2 separate regions of the Homo sapiens genome follow, and region 2 is linked to region 1. The links are chromatin contacts, found by Hi-C or POLR2A ChIA-PET in ENCODE. All regions are on one chromosome and are shown on one strand. Each heading gives the region's core, a stretch centred on a gene start or an enhancer-like site at or near the end of the contact. The rest is flanking DNA. Distances are from core to core; before and after follow the strand shown.

Evidence for each region. A loop is a pair of places that touch in the nucleus more often than their neighbours do. ChIA-PET counts read pairs that join two places held with the same protein, here RNA polymerase II (POLR2A).
Region 2: a map of endothelial cell of umbilical vein shows a loop between it and region 1 (6-fold over the local background). The contact joins two enhancer-like sites. A Hi-C loop is called at or near these places in 2 of 168 maps with a recorded cell type or tissue (endothelial cell of hepatic sinusoid and endothelial cell of umbilical vein). POLR2A ChIA-PET finds 5 or more read pairs at or near these places in 5 of 52 experiments (MCF 10A, PC-9, Panc1 and 2 more).

Annotation. Positions count from the first base shown.
Region 1 is chr7:116,423,860-116,430,486 of GRCh38, forward strand. All of the region lies in intron 1 of CAV2-DT (CAV2 divergent transcript), which reads right to left. Among named protein-coding and RNA genes, the nearest start is that of CAV2-DT, 72 kb to the right of the region's middle. Within about 2 kb of position 2,617, at least 6 of the 41 ENCODE cell types and tissues checked have a DNase peak (open chromatin) inside an H3K27ac peak, as active enhancers do; they include PC-9, Panc1 and endothelial cell of umbilical vein, where a contact is called at or near this core.
Region 2 is chr7:116,464,446-116,470,657 of GRCh38, forward strand. The region is part of intron 1 of CAV2-DT (CAV2 divergent transcript); the gene reads right to left. Among named protein-coding and RNA genes, the nearest start is that of CAV2-DT, 32 kb to the right of the region's middle. Within about 2 kb of position 1,471, at least 7 of the 41 ENCODE cell types and tissues checked have a DNase peak (open chromatin) inside an H3K27ac peak, as active enhancers do; they include PC-9, Panc1 and endothelial cell of umbilical vein, where a contact is called at or near this core.

The DNA.
Region 1 (6,627 bases), core at 1,367-3,866:
CAGATCCTACTCGGTCTGTCATTGGATGGGCAGTTAGTAGAACCAGGGACTAGACAGGAGTTAAGCACCTTATGCATCCCCTTTTCTCTCCACCAACTGCATCTATTATCAAAATACAAACTACTCCCCACCGCCCCCAAAAAAGTGCACTTCAGTTGAAAGTAGTACTCTGGTGGCACAGAGAATGGTATTTCCAATGTCTTTTTCTCAGATTGTTTATGTATTTGCACAGAGTGTTAGCTAAGTCCCTTTATTATTTTTTGCATCACAGCTTCCCTCCATGTTTATTTCTCTGGTTTACACCAGCAGTGTAGTGTTATTTCTCCAAACAAAGGAAATGTGCCAAAGTATAATTTTATAGTGGTCTCCACTAGCCTCCTTCTTTGCCCCCTACCATTTCAGGCTGCTCAGTTCTAGTTTTCCCCACAGGGAAACTTAGTCAAGGATTTTGCATAATAGTTGGGAACTTGTCAAGGATTTTGCATAATAGTTGACATTTTGTGTGTTATGCCTGGCACTATGCTAAAGGTTTCTTATGCATTATCTTATTTGGTCAGTAAAACAACTTTATGAGATATGTTTTTCTATTATCCGCATCTCTAAGATGGGGAAATTAAAGCTTAGAGAGATTAATTCACTGACCAAAGGTGAGCAGAGCTGGATCTGAGCTAGAAGAGGCTAACTCTAAAACCCACACTCTTTTTTTTTTTTTTTTTTTTTGAGACAGAGTCTCACTCTGTCGCCCAGGCTGGAATGCAGTGGTGAGATCTCGGCTCACTGCAACCTCTGCCTCCTGGGTTCAAGTGATGCTCCTGCCTCAGCATCCCAAGTAGCTGGTACTACAGTCATACACGCCACCATGCCTGGCTAATTTTTGTATTTTTAGTAGAAGCGGGGTTTCACCATGTTGCTCAGGCTGGTCTCGAACACCTGACCTTGTGATCCACTCGACTCTGCCTCCCAAAGTGTTGGGATTACAGGTGTGAGCCACTGTGCCCAGCCTTTTTTTTTTTTTTTTTTTTTGAGAGAGAGTCTCACTCTGTCACCCAGGCTGGAGTGCAGTGTCACGATCTTCACTCTGCAACCTCCGCCTTCTAGGTTCAAGCGATTCTCCTTCCTCAACCTCCTGAGTAGCTGGGATTGCAGGTGCACACCATCATGGCCGGCTAATTTTTGTATTTTTAGTAGAGACGGGGTTTTGCCATATTGGCCAGGCTGGTCTTGAACTCCTGACCTCAGGTGATCCATCCACCTAGGCCTCCCAAAGTGCTGGGATTACAGGCATGAGCCGCCATGCCCAGCCTAAACCCCCCATTTGTAGCCACTTCAATATATCTGCTGTCTTTTAAGAAAATGTCAAATCTGTCTAAATTGCCTTTTGAAAAATGAGAAACAACAACAACAACAAAAAAAAAACGAGCAGAAGGCACATTCTCTCATCCTGACTCCCTCCCCACACAACCCACGTGGAAAAGACCTTTACTTATAATTTTATATGAAAGTGACTAATGTACCAAGCTCAGTGCACTTTAAGAGACTCTTTCACTTTTTAAAAAAAGAATTGTGAGCAAAGACTATATTCTCAACAAATACTGTCTTTCTACATCAATTAAGGGATTGCAAGTTTGCATATAGAGAAAATAGGTCTGTACTCTCATTTATGGAATTTAGTCTGGCATTTTTGAGGTAACCATTCATTAGGAACAAAGTTTTGTTTTACAGCTTTATTAAGATAGTACTGATATACAATAAATTATACATACTTAAAGTATAAAGTTTGGAAATTTTTGACATGTTTACTCTGTGAAAACATTACCTACTCAAAATAATAGACATTTCTATACTTCCTAAAGTTTTCCTTTATCTTTGTTATATTTATGTCCCACTCCCCACCCCTTCCCCAGGAACTACTGATCGGCTTTCTGAGACTGCATATTAGGTTTCATGTCACAGATGTTTATATGAATGACATCATGTAGTATATACTCTTTTCCTTCTGGCTTCTTTCACTCAGCATAAATATTTAAGATTCATCTGTGTTGCAGTATGTATCAATGGTTCACTTTTATTGTTGTATAGTATTTCATTGTGGGAATATGTCACAGTTTGTTTTATCCATCCACCAGTTGATGAATATGTGGGTTGTTTCCAGGTTTTGACTTTTAAAGTAGAGCAGCTGTAAGTTTTGGTCTGAATATGTGGTATATCTAGGAATAGAATGACTGGATCATATAGCAAGTCTATGGTCAACGATTTACAAGCTGCCAAGTTATTTTCCAAAGTGATTATTGTACATTTCCACCAACGGTGTGTGAGAAGTGTGTAGAATAACCTTGCTTTTCTCAAATTATGATCAAGAGTTAGTACCTGGCTCCTCAGGGAAAAGAAATGAAAATCCTGGATCATAGTCCCTTATGGACCTTTTGTCTTCATTAGAAAATTATGTAATAAATATATCAAGCAAGGTCTCCTGGAATGAAAATTTTATGACACCACATGAAGATAAAAAACATGTTTTGAATAAATTAAATAATTAGCTAATTGTTTTGGAGATCCTTGACTAAGACATGGAAATACCTCTTCAGAATTGCTCAGGTCTTCTGAGGATGCATCTGCATATGACACTAGGGCGAGGATGTGTGACTCAGAAATTCCACTCACTGGAAGTCAAGGCATATTTTTTTTTTTTTCTAGCTGGGCTTAAAGCCAATGTCACCATAACTTTAATGGACTCAGTGTAGCTGTGAGTTGTATTATCTCAGGAGTATAATCATAAAGATAAGTTGAAAACAGCATTCCAGGAGATTGCCAACACTCTATTATAAAGTAAATAAATACAGATGGGGCACTACACTGAAAATGTGGCATGAAGTTGCCATCCACGGCAGAGGTCAACATTTGGACCTGATAAATGAAGCCAAGTCATAGATAAGAAAAAAATATCTAGGACCAAAAGAACAAATATTTAAGAGTGGAGCCCTCAGAAAAAGAAAGAATCATCCATAGGAATAAAAGAAAAAGAAAGGTAAGGAGTCTTCTGGCATAGAAACGGCAGCATTTAGGATGAACTGTCCTCAAGACTATCTCCAATGCTGTTCCTTCTTCATGACTGAATCCCCTACACTTGCTGTCTCATCTCCCTAGGGTCAGCTGGACCTGTTGGACTTGAGGTGTCAATTTGGATGTTTAATTTTGATTTAAACTCAATTTTAGATACTTTTCTCTTTTGAGATCTTCATATTTAATCCATTATTCAAACTCGTGTAGCTAATGAAATGATGGGGGAGAATAGAAGCCTTAGTTTTACATATACGATCAGTATGATGGTGATTTTTTTTCCTGTATAAATTCTATGTAAAAGAAACCTGGTTTGAACCCCCCCCCAAATTAGAGTTACTTCCTAATGATTTTTAATGTAATCTGATTTTTTTTTCGGGCTTCTTTCTTGTGCTTGTTTTTCAGACATATGAAGGAGGGTCTTTTCATATTAAATTGTTTTCCTGGCAGCACCTGAACCAAAGGATCAGACTTAAAATAAGTCTTTTTCCAATGTTATGTTGAAATTGGATACGACATTTCTCACAAAACTTCTAAGTCAAACAGTGATGAGAAACTACTGCCTAAAAGGTACCTATTTAAGACAGAGACTATATATAGGTTTTTTAGAAGTTCTTGTTCTTCTCCCTCTGCAAAGCACCACACATATCCATGTTTCATTTATAAATAGATTTGAAAATTACTTTCGTGCACCTGCATTAACCATTTTCTGTTCTGTATGATGAAATACAGTCCTTGGGAAGATTTTTCCTGGGTCATGGTTTAAAAAAAAAGAGAATGCTGAAGACTATGACTAAAATTCCTTTGTTAAAGCCCAAAGTCAATCAAATCTATTTCCATCCTTAGCAACATGTGGTTCCATTAAAGTTAATCACTTTTCTATTTCGGTGTATAGGCATTAATTCCCTACTTTAAGGAGTTTAATAGTTGAAGAAAAAAAGTACAATTCCAGAAATAAGTACTCTCATGAACATTTGCAGAATATTTGTCTTGTCCGAGATGTTTCAGAAACAAATAAATGAAATGTAGGAAACAAGATATGGGCATGATGCACTATTTCCTTGAAAGAATGCATTGGCCATTTGTCATGTGGGGACTTAATACCTTTTATTGTATTATATTCTTCTATAAAGGTATTCTTCTAGACATCAAGCATGAGAGTTTCCAGAAGCCATTTTTTTGCTATGTTCTTTAGTTTGTGTTCTCTAATACAACTCCAAGAACCATACCGGAGAACCAAACAGAGTGGTTCTGGCCAGGGCTCACTCTTTCTCTGTTTCTCTCTCCTGTCATCTCTATTTCAACAATATCTCTTAGCTTTGCTTCTCTTTGGGTGCAGCATTATTCTCTTCTACTGCAAATAAGAAGATTCCTCCAGGTGTCCAGAAAGATGGTCACCAGTGGCCCTAGGCAAACATTATTTGAACAACAAGATGTACTCAATTAGATTATTTATTTTTGCCTACACAGTTTATACAAGTTACAGATAAAATAGTACAAAGTTGTATTTGCTATTATTTTCTCTTTCTAAAACCTTCCCTCTACCTTTAGTTGTGTTCATTTTCTTATTTCTAATATTATACTATGTACTTGTACTGTCTTTTTTATCTTGACCAATCCACAGATTCTGTATTTTACCAAAAACAATTTGTACATTTACTAAGTTTCCACTTTCTCCTACTTTTTATTCTTAACAATTCAAGTTTTTTCTTTTCCTCCTACACATTTGGTATGAATGCTTAGCGTTTTTTCCCCCAATATATTCTCTTTTCTAACAAATGCACTTAAGGCTAAAATTTTCCCTCTGCCTACAGCTTTGGCCACATTTCACATATTGTAATGTACTGTTTTCTCATTGTTCACTTATAATATTTATTATTCATTTTTATTTACTCTTTAGCCAACAGTTTTCTAAATAAGTCTTTTAAAGTTTCCATAAAAAGATATTTTAGTTGTATTTTAATTGTTAATTTTTTTATTTAATGTATTATGTTAAAAATATTTTATTATTATTATTATTATACTTTAAGTTTTAGGGTACATGTGCACAATGTGCAGGTTAGTTACATATGTATACATGTGCCATGCTGGTGTGCTGCACCCATTAACTCGTCATTTAGCATTAGGTATATCTCCTAATGCTATTCCTCCCCCCTCCCCCCACCCCACAACAGTCCCCAGAGTGTGATGTTCCCCTTCCTGTGTGTAAAAATATATATATATATAAAAAAAACAGTGGGAACAGATAGCAAAGACAGAAAAAACATTTTTTTAAAAGAAAAATATGTGTAGCATATATGACATATTCTTTAGAATTTGCTACAAATTCAAATTTCCTACCTGGTTAATTTAATTTGGAAAGTTTGAAAAATACATATATTCTCTTTTTCTTAGAGATATCTAATCAAACTTGTTCTTTTAAAAAAATTTATAGCAATTCTTATTTTTGTTTACTCAAATAATTGAATTTTGAAAAGCATAGTAATACTTTACATTCGATTGTAGTTGTTACTTGTTTCTTGTATTCTATCAATCTTTGCATTATATATTTAAAATTTAAGTTTAATGACTGTCATTATTTTGGTGGATTATGCTTCTTTTTTATCAATAATTACCCTAGGTTAAGTTAAAATATTCCTTAGATTATATTTTAACTGATAATATTGCTACACTTTATTTTGTTACTTTTTTTTTTTTTTTTTTGAGACGGAGTCTAGCTCTGTCACCCAGGCTGGAGTGCAGTGGCTTGATCTCGGCTCACTGCAACCTCTGCCTCCCGGGTTCAAGTGATTCTCCAGCCTCAGCCTCCCGGGTAGCTGGGATTACAGGCGCCCACCGCCACACCTGGCTAATTTTTGTATTTTTAGTAGAGGTGGGGTTTCACCATGTTGGCCAGGCTGCTCTCGAACTCTTGACCTCAGGTGATTCGCCTGCCTCAGCCTCCCAAAGTGCTGGGATTACAGGCGTGAGCCACCGCACCCAGCTTATTTTGTTATTCTTGATTGATAAGTATTTTGACTCTCATACATGTTTACTTTTTGACATATTTTCTTTCTTAGAATTTCTTGGTCTTATTTTATTAATATGCTATCTCTTGAGTGTTTTCAGGGATATTAATGATATATATTTTTTAAGTATTCTGTTCTCTATCAGTTCTATTTCCTCGATTTGTTTTTTCTCAGTTGTTTGGTGATCTCTTGTATGTTTGAGAATCTCTATTTTGCAATGCTGTGGTTACAGGCTTTTATTATAGGAGTTTGTGATCAGTTATAATGGAGGAAGGGTGGCCTATGCTACCAGGCCAACTGCAGAGCAGAGACTGTTAGTGACTTCCTTTTAGGGCTTGAGGGCTTCTGCTGCTCCTGGGACCTCTCTATCTCTATGTCTCTCTGACTCTCTGGTTCTCTCTCCCTCTCTCTCTCTCTGTTTTTCTCTCTCTTTCTCTCTCTCTCTCTCTCCCTGTCTCTCTCTCTCTCTCTTTCTCTCTCACTCTCTCTCTCTCTGTTTTTCTCTCTCTTTCTCTCTCTCTCTCTCCCTGTCTCTCTCTCTTTCTCTCTCACTCTCTCTCTC
Region 2 (6,212 bases), core at 221-2,720, 39 kb after region 1:
AAACATCTATTCATCATATAACCTAACAATTCTTTCCCCTGTTTTACGCAAGAAAAATGAAAACATGTATCTGCAAAAGGATTTGTACGTAAGGATTCATAGGAATTATATTCATCATAACCCAAAACTGGAAATAACCCACGTTATTCAGTAAGTTATATCAATATTTGAATGGATAAACAAATGATGGCATATTCATACAACAGAATAGTTCTGAGTCATGTTCATGTTCTATGGACACTTCTGTAAATTCAATCTCATTTTCTCATTTAATAAGCATAATTCCTGCTAGAGTAGGAGCTATAAAATATGCTGCCCCTTAAATGATGTTGAAGAAATTTCCATATTAATGATTCATAATTACTTGTCATGTTCCATACTCACTCATATTGAACCCCAAAGTTATGTTATCATGTGCTAGTCTTTCTAAATCATTTGCTAAACAAATCAAGGAATCAGAGAGTATGGCATGTATGACAACACCTCATGTCATTATAGATATTTTAAGTATTTTAAATAGCTCTTCATCCTCATTAAAACTGGGAACACTGTGGAGACTTCTAGATTTATGCATTATTTTTACTTATATAACACAGCTTTTCTTCATGTCCTCTTCTTCACTGCTTCACAAACCAACCTGACATGTTTAAAAACTTTATATTCCAATGTACATTTAGGGAATATTTTATAAAGAGACACAGAATTGCCCAGCACTTCACTCAAATGTTACTCATTAGACTTACCTCTTCCCAGGCTCTTCGGACTCTCAGCAGCTAGTTCCTCTCACAGTCTCAAACCCCCTTCTCCTCCCCCAATCACCTATCTTCCCTCTCTCTCCACTCATTTCTCCCAGCAACCACTCCATCTCTCTGCTGGTCTCTTTTTTTTCACTCCTTTCTGTATCTCTCAGCATTTCTCATGCAGAACAATTTAATTCTCACTCCCCTTCAATTTTGAATTCAAGCAGTTGGCCCTCTGCTTAATACTGCCTTAAGCATTATCCGAAAATGAAGATTTCATTTCAAAGTTCTCAAATTACCAAAACTTATTCTTTTTGTGGATAAAAGGAATTGTAAGTAACATCTCTATTGTTTTACCCTTATTTTAGGATAGTTTCATAATGCATAATTAATGCTCTAAAAATAGTTGTAAAAGTTTCCTATGAAATGCATGATTAAAATATAAGATTGCCTTAATGAAAAAATAGCTCATGAATTTTTATTATATTTTTAAAGTTTAACAACAAAGAAGATATGCCAAGCAAAAATATAACAATTTCTTACATGTGGAACATTTTTAGGTATAAAACAGAAAAATATAATTTTCATGGAATAACTACTAGCTACAACCATATGCTAATATTTTCTAAGGTGATATTGTAACCTTAAAAAGCCCAGAGATTTCAAATTAGCCAAAGATGTGTCAGTTGAGTTATTCATTTATAGTAAGCTTTCAGGCCTTAGGACATCACCTATGAACTAAAAATGCTGAGTCAAAAGCCTACCAAGTGACTCATCCTTTCTTATCTTCTTTTTCCACAATAACCATCTTTAGTCACTAATTCCCTAAGTCTAGAGGGAAGGAACTGACCCAAATGCCTTAAAAAAGTAGAACTTTCTTCCCAATGGACGTTTGAAGAAAGACCCCCACCAGCACTCGAAATTGCCAATCTTCCTAAATTTTGAAAAAGTATTAAATACATACATCTGAATAAAATTATTATACTCACACAGGAATATATTTTCCTCTCTGCAGGAAAAATAGAGAAAACCATAAATATTTTATCAGAATGTAATTGTTCAGTGAGCCATCATTTCAACCACTTAGGAAAAATGGAGAGAAGAAAGTCACGTTCAATTATTATTTGACACTAACACCACATACAAAACAAAAATAAGTTTAAGATAACATCTATAAGTATAAATGCTATATAAATACTAGAAAATATTTAATGTGTGTGTGTGTGTGTGTGAGAGAGAGAGAGAGAGAGAGAGAGAGAGAGAGAGAGAGAGACAGAGAGAGGAGATTGCTTACTATTTGGTATAACTTGCAAAAAAAAATATTCATTTGGTTGTAGGGCAAACCTAGATTGGAAGGATAAGAATCATTGCACTTCACTTCCTCCAGGATCCATCTGTCATCTTTGGCTTAGAGACAGATAACTGTTTTCACTTAATTTGTTTTCCAGTTCATGTTTCTCAGATGTTTAACATGGTATTTTGGAAAAGGCAAAACTATGGAGACAGGAAAAAGATCAGGGGTTGCCAGGAGTTTAAGGGAAGGGAAGGATGAATAGGCAGAGCATAGAGATTATTAGGGCAATGAAATTATTCTGTATGATACTGTAATGGTAGATATGTGCCCTTATGCATCTGTCAAAAGCCACAATAAGTAAAATCTAATGTAAACTATGGATTTTAGTGATAATATATTAATATTGGCTTATCAACTGAAACAAATGTACAACTAATACAATGTCTCAGGAACAGGGAAAACTGAGATGAGAGGGTAATATAGGAAATCTCTTTACTTTCAACTCATTTTTCTACAAACCTAAAACTGATATAAAAAGAAGTCTATTAGTTAAAATTCAGAAAAGGAGAAAAACATTGATAAGAAAATACTTTTTTAAATGGAAGACATATAAAAAAACATAAATTAGGCCTTACTGAGGATTTCTGTGGGTCACTGAAGTGGTGTTTGCATAACATATTACATATGAAATTTTCCTAAAACTGTCCTTGAGTACATGTCCCTTTTTCATGTTTTTGTTTCAATCATTTTGGGGGTACAGGTAGTTTTCGGTTACATGAATAAGTTATTTTGTGGTGATTTCTGAAATTTTGGTGCACCCGTCACCCAAGCAGTGTACACTGTACTCAATATGTAGTCTTTTTTTCCTCACCTCCCTCCCACCCTTCGCCCCAAGTCCCCAAAGTCCATTATAGCATTCTTATGCCTTTATGTCCTCACAGATTAGCTCCCACTTATAAGTGAGAACATACGATATTTGGTTTTCCATTCCTGAGTTACTTCACTTAGAATAATGGCCTCTAGTTCCATCCAAGTTGCTGCAAAAGACATTATTTCATTCCTTTTTATGGCTGAGTAGTATTCCACGGTGTATATACCCACATTTTCTTTACCCACTCATTGGTTGATGGGCGCTTAGGTTCGTTCTATATCTTTGCAATTGCGAATTGTGCTGCTATAGACATGCATGTGCATGTATCTTTTTTACATAACGTACGTCCCTTTTTTAAAAATAATTATTTTGTAGAGAAGAGATCTTGCTAAGTTGCCCAGCTGGCCTTGAACTCCTGGCATCAAGCAATCCTCCCGCCTCAGCCTCCTGAAGTGCTGGGATTACAGGCATAAGCCATCGCGCCCAGCCCATATGTCTTCCTTTTTCCTAGGTCTGCTCCTCACAGCAGCAGCTTAAATCTTTCCTTCTATTTCTCTCTAACCTCACAGGCCCTTGCTAATTTTGCTCCTCACTTGTAGCATCTTTTTTTTATTTTTGTCATGAAAAGAAATTTAGACTTTCAGGCTTCCGGATCCAGCGTGTTCATCTGTTATGCTGTTAACAGTATCACAACAAAAGCATGGTAGGTGAGTAAGACAAAAAGAGAGCCCTCCTCCCAAGGTAGATTATGGTTGGGTGGGAGAGAGGTGGCTGGGAAGGTTTGCAGACCTGCTTTCACCATCACCATCTTGCCACCTGTCTGAGGAGTGAGGAAAAGGAGAAGAAAGGTTTCCAGCATGGCAACAGTGTGGCCAGGAGTGCAATTCACTTGAGATATAGGAGAGGAAATGAATTCCTGGGGGAAAGTGAGGGATTTGACCAATATTCAATCCAACTATAATGTATCCCATACTACAGGTAAGATTAAGTTGCCAGTTACATAGAGGAAAAACTCATGATGAATAGTAATTTGAACAAGGCTATATGTAGCACTGCATTCACTAGTGTAAGAATCTTGGATCTCATCTACCAGTGTTCAGAAGAGTATCGAGAGAGTATAGACAGTAGCTAGAAAAGGCACTTACTAAACTTCTTTACATGCCCTTTCTGTTGTTTCTTTCTGAATTTTCTGAATTAAAGCAATGCACAACACATTTTGAGAGTAAAAGTAAAGAGCATTTTTGGTTAAATTAACATGAGTACTTTATCCAGATCTTTTGCTGACCCATGCTTCTCAATTTGGATTTTTTTTCTACTTATAAAAATGCTACACAGAAAATGTTGGGGTATAGAGCTGTCATTTCCTTCCTTCCTTCCTTCCTTGCTTCCTTCCTTCCTTCCTTCCTAAGTAAGATAATACAAAAGAAATAAAAGACGTGCTGTCTCATAGGAGATGAGACACGTCTATATAAGTCCTAGGAATTCTAATTTAATTTGCATACCAAGGACATCTAAAGGAGAAAAATGTATTCTAATTAGGGTCTGGCTTCTAATGTATTATAAAAGTAACTTGTTAAATGAGATTTTGTGTTTTACTGGAAAATTCTTTTTCATAAAATTATTGACTGAAGATTAGTCCTTGATAAGCAAATCAATTTTGTAATTCAAACATGGCTATAGAAATTCAATGCATTTTTCTTTTTTAAAATTGTATTTTATTTTGAGAAAGCATCTCACTCTGTCACCCAGGCTGGAATGCAGTGGCCTGATCTCGGCTCACTGCAACCTCTGCCTCCCAGATTCAAGTGATTCTCATGGCTTAGCCTCCCAAGTAACTGAGATTATAGGCATGTGACCATGTCCAGCTAATTTTTTCTATTTTTAGTAGGGACGGGGTTTCATTGTGTTGGCCAGACTGGTCTCAAACTCCTGGCTTCAAGTCATCCGCCCACCTCAGCCTTCCAAAGTGCTGAGATTACAGGCGTCGAGCTACCATGCCCAGCCTCAGTGCATTTTTTTTACAGTCATAGAGCAATGCCTATAATCATCCTTCATACATCTCAGATCAAAACAAATAATTCTGTCTTACAAGAGGAGTGCCCTTAGACATTAAATAATAAATTCGCTAAAGGCATTATTTTATATATGGTTTGTGACATAGTGCCTATGAAAACCTAATTCAAAAAAATAATAAATTACAAAATAGCTACTAAGGGTATAAGGAGACATTAACTATGGATTAGAAAAACCTTCTTAAAGCAGACAGATTCTCAGAAAGTGTTGAAAGAGACTGGTCGTCACAAAGGTTGAGTTAAACATGATTTAGGTGAGTATATTTCATTATGTACATTAATGTAAGTTGTTGTAAGACCTCAAGTAAGACATATAAGAAATAAAAACACATTGGTGTACAACATGACAACTTTTCTTCACCAGCTGCATTTGCTGAGAATCCAAAGGACATTTCAGATGAGGGGGTGATGAAAGTCAAGGCAGAGACATGTGAACCGGAAAGATGAGCATAAGAAAGGCAGAAGCCCATCTAGGGAGACATAGGGACAGGACAGAGAAGGACAGAGTACAAGAAACAAGGAGGAGGAATTACATTTTTAAATGCATTACCAATTAAAAGAAAAAAAAATCAGTGTAAAAATAAAGGCTTTGCCTCTAACTAGTTTTGTGACTTTGGGCAGCCATTCCACTTCCTTGGCCTCAGATATTGGGCACAGTAACTTCCAGGTATTTACTGCTCTATTACTTAATCATTCCACTATAGCTATGTTTATGTTCACATGTTATTTTTACTTCACAGAATGATTGTTTTAATTCAGGTGAGTGCAATAAACAGATGACAAAAGACTGAAGTGTTTTCTAAGATGAGCAAGAATGATGATGCCCAGCTAACTGGAGGATGCTTTTGTTTCAAACCAGAAACAAGTGGTAATAGGATATATGAGATTAAGGATCCAACTTAGTGAATGAACACAATTACCTTCCTGCCATAATTACATATTTTTGTATCCTGTTTCTTGCAGTAAGCAAGCACCTAAAGCACCCCTGGCTAAGCCTACCATCGAACTCTTCAAAATGTTTCCATTCATCAGCCAAGTAGCAGTACATTATGTTCCCTTTTGTTTTATTGATGACATATTTTAATCAACTTTATTGAAGTGTAATTTTCACATGTAAACTACACTCATGTTAACTGTACATTTCAATGAGTTTTTGCAAATGTATATACTATGTAACCACCACTACAGTCAAGATATACTATACGCCCATCACCTCTGAAGCTCTTTGTGTCCTT